2 separate regions of the Homo sapiens genome follow, and region 2 is linked to region 1. The links are chromatin contacts, found by Hi-C in ENCODE. All regions are on one chromosome and are shown on one strand. Each heading gives the region's core, a stretch centred on a gene start or an enhancer-like site at or near the end of the contact. The rest is flanking DNA. Distances are from core to core; before and after follow the strand shown. Region 1 overlaps MBNL2 (muscleblind like splicing regulator 2). Region 2 overlaps DOCK9 (dedicator of cytokinesis 9).

Region 1 (5,251 bases), core at 383-2,882:
GACCCTCAGGTACTCCTTCATCCTCTGTATAATATTTGGTTTTCACCTCTTTATGAACTCTTTTGTATTCTCATTACTGGCTCTGGAACCCAGAACATACCACGGGTTCAAGGTATGTTTTAATGAATTGAATGGAATAAATTTTGTTGTGCTTATGCAGATACAGATGCCACTAAACACTGATCAATCTTTCACCAAGTCATGTGATAATCTGATGTAACATTTACACGTTTCTCATAATTAGGCTGTATCTGGGCACTGTCCCCTGTTCTACTTATTCTGTACTTCCAGTATAATGAAATAAATCAAGGAAGGCTTCTGTGGGTTGCCTTTGTTCTGATCAGCTGAAGCACTTCACTAGGCACCAATTCTATGAACAAAGACTTCTCAAATGTTTTCTGCTTCAGTTGCACAAATATTTCAGCTGTCGTATCTGTGAGCCAGAATTATCTGGGTAGTTCCACTTTGCGGTGTAGACACAGCCTCAGTTTTTCCATCTGCAAAATGCAAATAACCGTGCCTGCCACTAACAGAACTGCAACATCTTGAAGAATAATGAGATAATGTCTATAAGAACACTTACAGTAACTTAGAATAAACCTGTCAGAGAAATGCCAAGAATTATTATGCTGCTATTTTTGTAAGTGTGTGTGGTTTTGCCACTTTCCTAACATAGAAAAGAAAAAGTCTAACTACTTGGTTAAAATAATCCCAATGAAAAAAGAAAAAAAAAGAAAACTCCCACCCATGGCAAATGTGCTAGGCCATCAAGCAGGGCAATAATTATCTTAGCATAGTTTGGGAGAAGACTCTCATATTTTGCATAAAATTTTATATTAATATCTTTGCAACCTGGAGGCAGAATTCCTAAAATCCAAATTCACATTGTGTCAATGGGAGAATTTTAGTATCATATCAAAAGCTTTAACTATGAATGGTTAAAACAAAAATGCTATTTTTGTTTCATATTTATGTTTACGTAAAACATTTATAGAAAAATCAAAATCTGTTCATTTAAAAGTAATGGGTCCTCTATGTACCAAGTTATAATAATTATTTTTGAACATCTTCACTTGATTTGCAGAGGTTTCAAACCAACAATGATGAACAATGATTGATTATTACCATTATCATTTTAGAAATAAAGTTGAAAATGGGTTTATAAGAAAGAAAATCAGAAGCAAAAACTTAAGCTAAAATGAACAATAAAATTCCTGGTATGGGTTTAAGCGGGAGAAAGATTATTTTAATTTCCTTTTAATAAAATTATTTTCTCTTTCCTCATTTAAGAGAAATGTGAAAATTCTTAGCAGTTGAAATACCATTTCAGAACACTAGATCCACATGCTTGTTCACTCTGATATTCATGTCATGTAAGAAATGGAAACCCTTCTAGTCACTGTATTGGTGCGCTAGGACCCACTTTTTGGCTTCCAAAGCCCACTGTATTGAGGGTTGCCAGACACACTTAAGCTGTTCTTAAAGAATCCACCAGAGGGCGGAAGTACACAACCACAGCAGCCAATGTAGCCGTATGGGTCCTTCATGAGATACATTTCATCAACAAAAATCAGGTCGTTGCGTAAGGGATGTTGTTTATCCTTGCTTTGGAAATGTTTATCCTTGCTTTAAAATGTTTAAAAGGTGAAACATTTTAAAGTGATGATTCTTTCAGTGATTTAACAAATCAGTCATTGTTGGGTTTGAGAGTTAAACATGTGCTGGAGGGCTTCAGATTCTTTTGGCAGGCTTAGCACCAGAGCTTCATAGGTATTCCCAGGACATGGTAATGGCAGTAACATCCATTCTTCAGAAACAGGCTTCTCCTTTTACGTTTTTCCCCTCAGTATATTCTTCCTTAATTTTTTTTTTTTTATCTTAAAATATCTAGTGGCCAAGAGGTCTACAATGACACACTTTGTAGAAACCACACAGGACATTAACGTAAGTTTACCTTCTAGTAATTATTTTACAAATGTGTTATTTCAATTAGATTACATATTAAGACACTGCTATGCTGTAACAGCACTGGGATGTCACTAATTAAGGCTGTAATAGGGCAAAAGTGAACTCCTAATAAATACTGAATTAGAGATTTCTTCTACAAGTCTGTGAGTTTAAGACAGGTTCAAAACTAAAATAAGAAAAAAACACTGAAAACCACTTTGCTCACATAATTTATATGTTAACTAAAATATGTATTGTTCACAGGTTACTAATCCATTTCAAAGTGTAGATTTTATACAAAGAATATCACAGAAATATTTTACCTCCCTCTGATGTTAACTCTGATAAGCTATGGGATTTAAGGAAATGGATAATAAGCTCGAAAAGTTCAAACTAATGGATTTGAATCAAAAAACTCTTTTTGTTAGAATTGTTATTCATTTATATTTACTTTCATTTCACTATCGTGGGCTGAAAAATGTTGACTTTCAAAGAACTCAATGGATGGTCTTCCCACCAGGACTTAAGTTACCCCTTGCTTCTAACATTGACTAAAAGGTGAAAAACATGGTCAATTATGGTGACTATCTTTGCGTATGGTGTGCGTGTGTGTGTCTGTGGTTAGAGATGTCGGTGCAAATGGGGGAGGGATGACATGATTTATACTTTTGTTTTTTTACTTTTATCTGACTTTTTGGGGTCAGTTATTTAAAAATTCACTTTTATCTGCTTTTTTCTTTTTTCAGGAGAACTCTGTGGAATGTGTATATATAGGCGGGCCCAGGTGGTAGAATGTGATGTAAATGGGTTTGGTCACAGGGAAACTCAGTTCTTTTTCTCATTAGTTGTGGCACCTTGGAAAGTCACTTCTCATTTAGGGGGCCTCAGTTTTCTCATCTGTAAAACAATCAGCTGGATGAGGAGATCACTAAGAGTCCTTTAAACTCTAAGATTCTATGACTATTACAATGGATCTTTTAGTGGAATCATAGTTAATGCACATCGTACGTAATAGTATCAGGCATTGGCTTAGACACTGAGGATAAGAGCTCTATATACTTGTGAACTTGGTGAAAGTTGAGAAGGATGGAGAAAGAGATAGAATGAATATAAAAATATGAGTAGAGAATTGCTTTAATTTGAATAGCCTCATTGTTTTAGTGCTCTGAATAGAAATAGAAAAAAATGGTTAGTATTTACTGGAATTGCTATTTTTAGGTCATTCAGAGTTAAGGACAAATTTCAATTGTCACACATAAAAGGTCTTATTTACATAAACAATTTTACAGGGCTTGTGCAAATACAAGAAACCAAAAGCCCTAACTGCTGTTTCTCATGGGTTAAATCTGTCTCTTCAATCTATCAAATATTTGGCTTTAGAATCCTAACAGTCTTTAGCTATCATTCAAAGTAAGGTAAATACATTTAGATAGCTAGGACAACGATGAATTTCAAACTGTATTATACCTTCAAAAGCAAACTAGATGCCACCAAACAGCTTAGAGAAATGAGAAGAAAGCACATGACCAGAAGGGCACAGGACGTAGGGCAGTAAGGGCACATACCTGTTGGAATGAACGCGGCGTGTTGCTGCAACTGTGCGCTGGTGAGAGCCTGCTGGTAGTGCAAGACGCTGGGGTTAAAGACCGCGCTGGTACCATTGCTTTTTTCAAGTGCTTGTCTCTTTGGTAAAGGATGAAGAGCACCAGGGGGAAAGGCCTAGAAATGAAGAATTCGATAAGATATGTCTAACTTAAAGCAAACACACCTTCCATGTTCACAGAGATCATCAATTGCAACATTCTTTTTAAAAATGACAGCTAAGGAGATGCCTCTGCCATGCACCTTAATTTAAACAGCGGCAATGTCGAATGAGTGAGAATTTGTTATTGAGAGCGAAAGCATGATTTCTGTAACCCAAAACGGTAGCATCTCAACTAAGGAAAAGAAAAACTATCAAGCAACAACAACAAAAAAAATGGCTTCAGCTTTTAAAATGAGTTAAACTATTCTAAGGGGGGACGAAGCATTGGTGTTATTATTAATACCTATTCTTTTCTTTAACTAAATGGCAATTTCTTGAATTTAAAGGTTAATACGAATTATAATGAACATTTTCTGAGTCAAATAATTTAAATTTGCTTCACTCTTTTGGAAAAGGTATTAAAATTTGTTAGGATTAATTTATTTCACAGATTACATATGAGAATGAGATGGCTAAACACCTTATTGGATTTTTTCCATAAATTAATAATAATGATTGTTTGCAACCAGTATTTTACAAGTAATACAAATCTCAGATGGTTCTCTGAAAAGCTACATGCAAAGCGAAAGGTGAAAGGTCAAAGTACCAGGTCTACAGTTGCTTCGAGAGGTCGCTTCATTGCTTTGGCAGTCGACTGAGTCTTTTAATAACAGGCAGCGAGCACATGATGGCAGTGGGCCAATGGGATTCAAGCGAATTAACATACAGGTAAACAGCAAGCAGAGGTGCATCATGGGAACGGCATTGCATTGTGGATAGGTGAGAAGGAAAAAAATATTCTGAATGCAATATACAACGTACAAAACACTAGGCATGCACAACAACAAAAATGTTCTCTAAAGAAATGAATATTACACCTTAAATTAGTATTGAAGCAAAAATGCATCTACTATACCTTAGTTAAAAGCATATAAGAGAGTAAAATATAGATGTTTGAAATTCAGGAAAGTTAATTAAAACAGCAGCTTGCATACACACCATAAGCATTTTTTATATTGCTTCAGAAAAAAAAATGCAAAATTTGTAAGGGCCATAGGATCGAAGAACTTCTGATAAGTTAGTTTTCAAATATGAAATAATGAGTCCATCGAGTAAGGATATGACCCAAGTTGAAATTTTTCATAAAAATAATTTAAAATTCATAGCTGGCCTAACAAAATGAAGTGGCGAACTGAGACAAAAAATTCAGGCAAAAAAATATTCAAACACAAGATTATTTAGGCGAAACTGTTGGGTTTGGATCTTTATTTTTTGTCTGAATCATGTGGATAATTGTCTCAATTCTTGTCTTCACTCTGCTAGTGCGAGTCTTGTAATGTGGACTAAAGTTCCAAATTTAGTGCCTTGAATTTAAATAGTGAGTTTCCAGAATTCCCCACTTGTATTCCATCATCTTGTTTCTAACAACCAACTTATCATCCATTCTGTTTTCTACTACATTTGAAATGTTCATTTCATTTATCTCAAAAAACTTACCGGATTATACTAAGAAAATAACCTTTAAAAGGTATGTAGTGTCCCCAGCTATCAAAATAATTT
Region 2 (5,352 bases), core at 335-2,834, 1.5 Mb before region 1:
GGAGTACAGCGGCACGATCTCAATTCACTGCAACCTCCGCCTCCTGGGTTCAAACGACTCCTCTGCCTCAGCCTCCCCAGCAGCTGGGACCACAGGCACAAGCCACCACGCCCGGCTAATTTTTGTATTTTTAGTAGAGATGGGGTTTCACCATATTGGCCAGGCTGGGCTCAAACTCCTGACCTCGTCATCCGCCCGCCTCGGCCTCCCAAAGTGCTGGGATTACAGGCGTGAGCCACTACACCTGGCCAATTCCCTGTAGTCTTTATACCAGAGACACCATCATCAACACAGCTCTCCACCCACAAGGGTGTTAGGTCTGAAGCCAGCTCCAGAGAATAATTGATCATATAGGTGATTCAGGGGTAAGAAATCACTTTATTCACACAGCACGCACCCACAACACAACACTTCCTCCTCATACTTAGCCTTTTTTCTTGAAACTACTAAGTGCTCAGACCATTTGGAACTTTGTAGGAAAGGATAAAGTGTGGGTTTAAACCTGGAGCCATGGTAGATTGGTATCACTTTGGGCACAGATTTTCTAAGTTACTTCAAGTTACAGGCAAGTGCCCATCCCAATAAACAGCTGAGCCATTTAGGGATTTATCCCTAGTTCTCCAAAAACACCCGGAAGACATCCTTCCTCAGCATCAGGTTTATAATCTTGTCACGCATCCCATGGCTGGCATTGACATGGTTACCATTAAATGCAGTTCTGTTGAGGTGCGAGCAGCTCAGTTTGGGTGTGTCATGACGTATTGAACTTTTCCCTTGACCCCAACATGCCTTCATGTATAGAGGGAGAAGCTGCTCCGAAGGCACTCTGCTTGTGTCATACGCAGTGCTGAAGAGGAGGAGGAGAGCTGCCAGTCAGCCAGGAAAAACCGGGTCACTGTGGATTTTTCCCTTCTAATGATTCCACCTTTGCCAGAGGAGACATTGAATGCAACACCTTCCCTCCCACTGCCGGAAGTACTAAGTTCTCCAGTGGCTCTGATCAAGTGGGCAGGCCAGAGGGTGCATCCATACCAGTTTTGCCACTAATTTCCCCTGTATTTTTTTGTAAATGAAAATATTCACATATTTTATTAAGCCTGATATATATATGTATATATATACACACACACACACACGCATAATTTTTTTTTCAATTGGCCACCAGCACCTTGAATAAAACATCTTTTTTCCACTATTGTTTTTGCTTTGATATTTGGTAAAAAAATTTTTTTTATTTCAATTGGAAATTCAACTGGGAGAGTTTTTAAATCTCCTGTGTTTGCAATCACATGATGAGATTCTTGTTCTGCTTTTTTTCCACAAGAACCTGCTGCCTAGTGGCAAAATTGCCCTCTTGTTTGCCCCAAGCTTTCTGACGTTTGCAGTGTTGAGCTAAGCTGATGAGGGAGTGACCTCATCAGTTTAGGACCTCTGGCCATGCTGTGCTGACGTGTCCCTGTTTGTCCCGGTTGGGCACCTGCCTATTGTGTTCCCTGAGCAGTGCCCACAGCACGCCCCATAATGCACCCTGGGTGATGGCGCCTGGGCTCCAGGTTCTGGGGTGCTTTGGTCACAGCAGCACCACAGGCACTTGCTGTTTCAGCCACGGCTGTTGTCCTCAGGAGGTGGTTGGTTGTGCAGTGTCTTCTGAGTCATGGTTTCTGTTCTTGATCCTAGCACACATACTTTCTTGCATGAGGTTTCAATATACTTGGCATCTCAGAAGGTTTTACTTGGCATAGCTAAAGCTGTGTTTATCCAGTGAGAAAGGTCTGTGCCTTCTGCTTGTCCCTCAGGAGAGCGTGCTGAGGAGACAAGCTAGGGCTTCCATGGGCAGCATCTGAGTGTGTTATATTTGGGCGAAAGGGTGCCTGTGGTTTAATTGTCAGCAAGTTACTTGCACCTTCCAATGTGTATGATCTGACTTGATTCTAAGAGTCTTTCTCTTCCAAGGGAGAAAAGGGAAACACGTTTTCCTCCCGTAATTAAATAGAAAAATCACCTGTATTTTCTTTTTAGCACCAACAAAGTAGCACATTGGGAAATTCCGTGGTTCGCTGTGATAAACTTGACCAGTCTGAGATTAAGAGCCTACTGATGTGTTTCCTCTACATCTTAAAGAGCATGTCTGATGGTAGGTTAAAAAATGGAGATTTCTGTTTTGCTCGTTTCAGCACTTGGTTTGTTTGGTTTTAACTTGTAATAAGTTGAAATGATACAAAGATTTCAAAGGATTTTCTTGTTTAAAATGCATATTCATTGACTAAATGTAATTGTTAAAATGCAATTCATTGACTAAGGTTCTTAGAAATAAGAACCTTATTGTGGGAAAATCATTTCCTTAATTATTTTATTCTAGAAAATGAGTTCCAAAATGTGAATGGGCCTATTTCTTAAATTTATATTAAACTGGGACCTGCCATCTTAACTAAAGGAGATAGAAGCACATAAATAAAATAGCTTTTGGCTTTAAAAAAAATTTTTATTCGTCCAGACAAACTTACTGTCAACTTAAATAACTGTGTTAGTCTCTGGAATTAGAATATATGTTGTGGGGGGACCTAAGCATTCCTTCCATTTAGAGTGTGTATATTCCTGGCTCAAAGTGGGAGATATGTTATTTTAGTTTTCTAATGGAAATGGTAGTATCATAGTAGATTATGTTTCTGTTTAAGGGTTTGACAACCACATTTTAAAATAAGAATGAGCAGAACTATGAATGCTCTATCTGGACCGTATAAGGCTTGCAAATGTGTGTGACAGGACAGTTTCAACTCTGTTAGCTCATCTGTGTATCTGGCTATGTAATATAAACAATCCCAGTAAACAATGTCGCAGTTCTTATCCTGGGCAAAAATCTTATTTTTCCTACAACGAATTAAAAGGTGTGCTGTGAACTTCATTAAGGTGATTGAATTAGGATGAACTCTCCTAAAAACAAAGTGCCATTTTTTGAGAACCTGAAGGCCTCTTGTGCTGCTTATATCTGGGGGCGGGAGGTGTGTACTAAACATCCAGTGGAAGGTATTTCTGCTTGAAAATAGTATTTCTTTTAGATCAAGCTTCCATTTCAGCAGCATTAACAGCCTGGCTTTTTTTTTTCCCCAACCCCAGCCAAGGTACAGCCTGACTTTTTAGCTCAGATGGTAGGAAAATCCCTCTTGCCCTTAAAATAAAGACTGGGTAATTCGTTCTTCTGTTGATTTGTTACTTTAAAATGCTAGTTTTTAAAAAAGAACAGACGAGCAAGAGTTTCCCTGAATGATGACCAAATACACTAGCACAGGGCACTTAGTCTCATATTTGGGTTTATAAAGTTGAAATTCTTCCCATTAAGTCAAAAGTTCTAAACTTTGCTTCATGGTAATAATGAGTTTCAGCGAGCATTATAATTCTGTTTTTCCTTTGTTTAAAGTTTTCTTTAAAAATATTTTAAATTTCAAATATTGAATATGACCTATAATAAGAACATAACTGCTTTTTGAAGACAAATATACAAGAACATTTGAATTCAAGTAAAAGTTATTCTTTAAAGTCATACACATATTTTTAAAATGCAACCACCTCTTCAAAACAATTTTAGAATATATTTTTCTCTCAATTTTCTTCAAGTTATCGATTGTTTTCCCTTTATAATTAGAATTTGTGTGTGTGTGCATCCCATTTAAGAAATCTTCTCCTACTCCCAGGGTCATGAAAATATTCTCATATTTTCTTTGAAAGCAGTGTTATTTAAATTTTCACATTGAACTCTAAAAATCTACCTACAATTGGCTTTTGTGTGTCATATGGGTTAGGGGGAGAAATTGCCTCCAGAGATGGTTAACACAGAGAAAACCAAAATCAGTTGTGTAACTCTGTAGCTACTCTTTCATTTATTCCACATTTAATGAGCACCTTCTACATGCTGGGCCCCTCCTTGCTGTCCTTCTTGTGCCATTTCCCTCTTCACAGAGCTTATCTTTGTCTTCCCACTCTCCCCAACCAGTACCTGGGGCCCAGAGCAGTGAATGGCAGCGTCATTGCCCATGCCGCTGGCCGCTTCGTCTGGTGTGTGCTGAGGGTGGCCACAGGGGTCTGCAGGGTGGTCCCACCAGGCTCTCCAGCATGCACTGAGCTCCCCGGGGGCTCACCATACCCTGATGGCCAGCCTCAAGTAGCCAGAGTCTGTTCCTCTGGAATCTAAACTTGAAACCCCTAAAGATGGAAGCCCATGACCTACCCTTATTACTGGTCTAATAGGCCAAGCGGCCTTTAGAATCAGATGCACGCGATTTAAATCCCCACTCAGCCATGATTCTTCAGACTGGTAAATGGGAGAATTACTTTACTTCTCTGAGCCTCTGTTAGCTCATCTGTAAATGGGGACTTTCTTCTGCCCCAGATTATGGTGAGGATTAGATGGCACAATCTATGTGAAATTGTGAGAGCACGTAGTACAGTGCCTGGCACACAACAGATTCTCAGTCTATATGCCATGTCATTCCTGCCTATCATTGTTCTTGGCAAGTGTAGAGTGAAAGCCTGTGGCCATACATCTTCATGAGCCATCAGCATCCCCATAGCCACCGTCTCTGCTTATCTCAGGCCCCAAAGACTCTGGCTTTTTCCCTAAGAGAAACCTCTTTACCTATTTCTCAACCTCAGTGTAAAATATAAGAATGCAAAAAAGGTTAGCTATTAGATGATAGAACTCAAACGATGGTAATACTAAACTGTTAAGGGTTCACACAGAGGTTTAAATGCACATACCATTGGGTACAGCTGTTTCGCTTCAGAGAACTTATCCTGTAGGTATAGTTAGACATGCATGCAAAGACCCACATAAAAGGATGTTCATTGAAACATAATTATAATAGCAAAAAGTTAGGGGAGAGAAACAGTAACTGCCTATCAGTAGGAGACTAGTTAACTCAATTATGGTCTATCCACATAGAGGAATATTATGCAACTTGGGAAAACTTGAGATAGATCCAAGCTATATTGTTCAGTTAAAACTCAGAGAGCAAAATTATGTGTGTAATATGCAAAGATTTTCAACAAATTCCCTGTTGGGGAGAGATCCTGTAGTAGGAGACAAGAGAGCCCGGCTTTAGGTTATATGTCCACTTGTATTCTTTGAATTTTCTAGTCTATTTAAGAGCATGTTACGAATAAGTTAAATGAGCATTATGCCAGAATATAGCACTAAATGACGTATGATGGAATTAAAGTTCAAATGCAGCATGTTGAAGGTGAATAGGCCTCAGGTGTGTGATACCCAGTGTAGAGTGGTCAGCTATAAAAGAGGGCAGGGGAAGGGTTTAGAGGCCTACACTCCAGGGTTTAGAGGCCTACACTCCAAGGTTCCTT

The links. Hi-C counts contacts between places; a loop is a spot of excess contacts on that map. Pooled maps may share reads with other maps.
Region 2: a loop to region 1 is called in a map of breast epithelium, with 35 times the contacts of the local background. The contact joins two enhancer-like sites. A Hi-C loop is called at or near these places in 1 of 168 maps with a recorded cell type or tissue (breast epithelium), 1 of 37 single-sample maps with no recorded cell type and 3 of 50 pooled maps.

Annotation. Positions count from the first base shown.
Region 1 is chr13:97,355,897-97,361,147 of GRCh38, reverse strand. It overlaps MBNL2 (muscleblind like splicing regulator 2), which reads right to left. Exons shown (of 9, transcript NM_001382683.1): 6 at 4,299-4,352; 7 at 3,513-3,666. Among named protein-coding and RNA genes, the nearest start is that of RAP2A, 76 kb to the left of the region's middle. RefSeq lists a silencer at 1,359-1,428. Within about 2 kb of position 1,632, at least 6 of the 41 ENCODE cell types and tissues checked have a DNase peak (open chromatin) inside an H3K27ac peak, as active enhancers do.
Region 2 is chr13:98,850,190-98,855,541 of GRCh38, reverse strand. It overlaps DOCK9 (dedicator of cytokinesis 9), which reads left to right. Exons shown (of 53, transcript NM_001366683.2): 35 at 2,020-2,134. Among named protein-coding and RNA genes, the nearest start is that of DOCK9-AS1, 21 kb to the right of the region's middle. RefSeq lists an enhancer at 1,424-1,733. Within about 2 kb of position 1,584, at least 4 of the 41 ENCODE cell types and tissues checked have a DNase peak (open chromatin) inside an H3K27ac peak, as active enhancers do.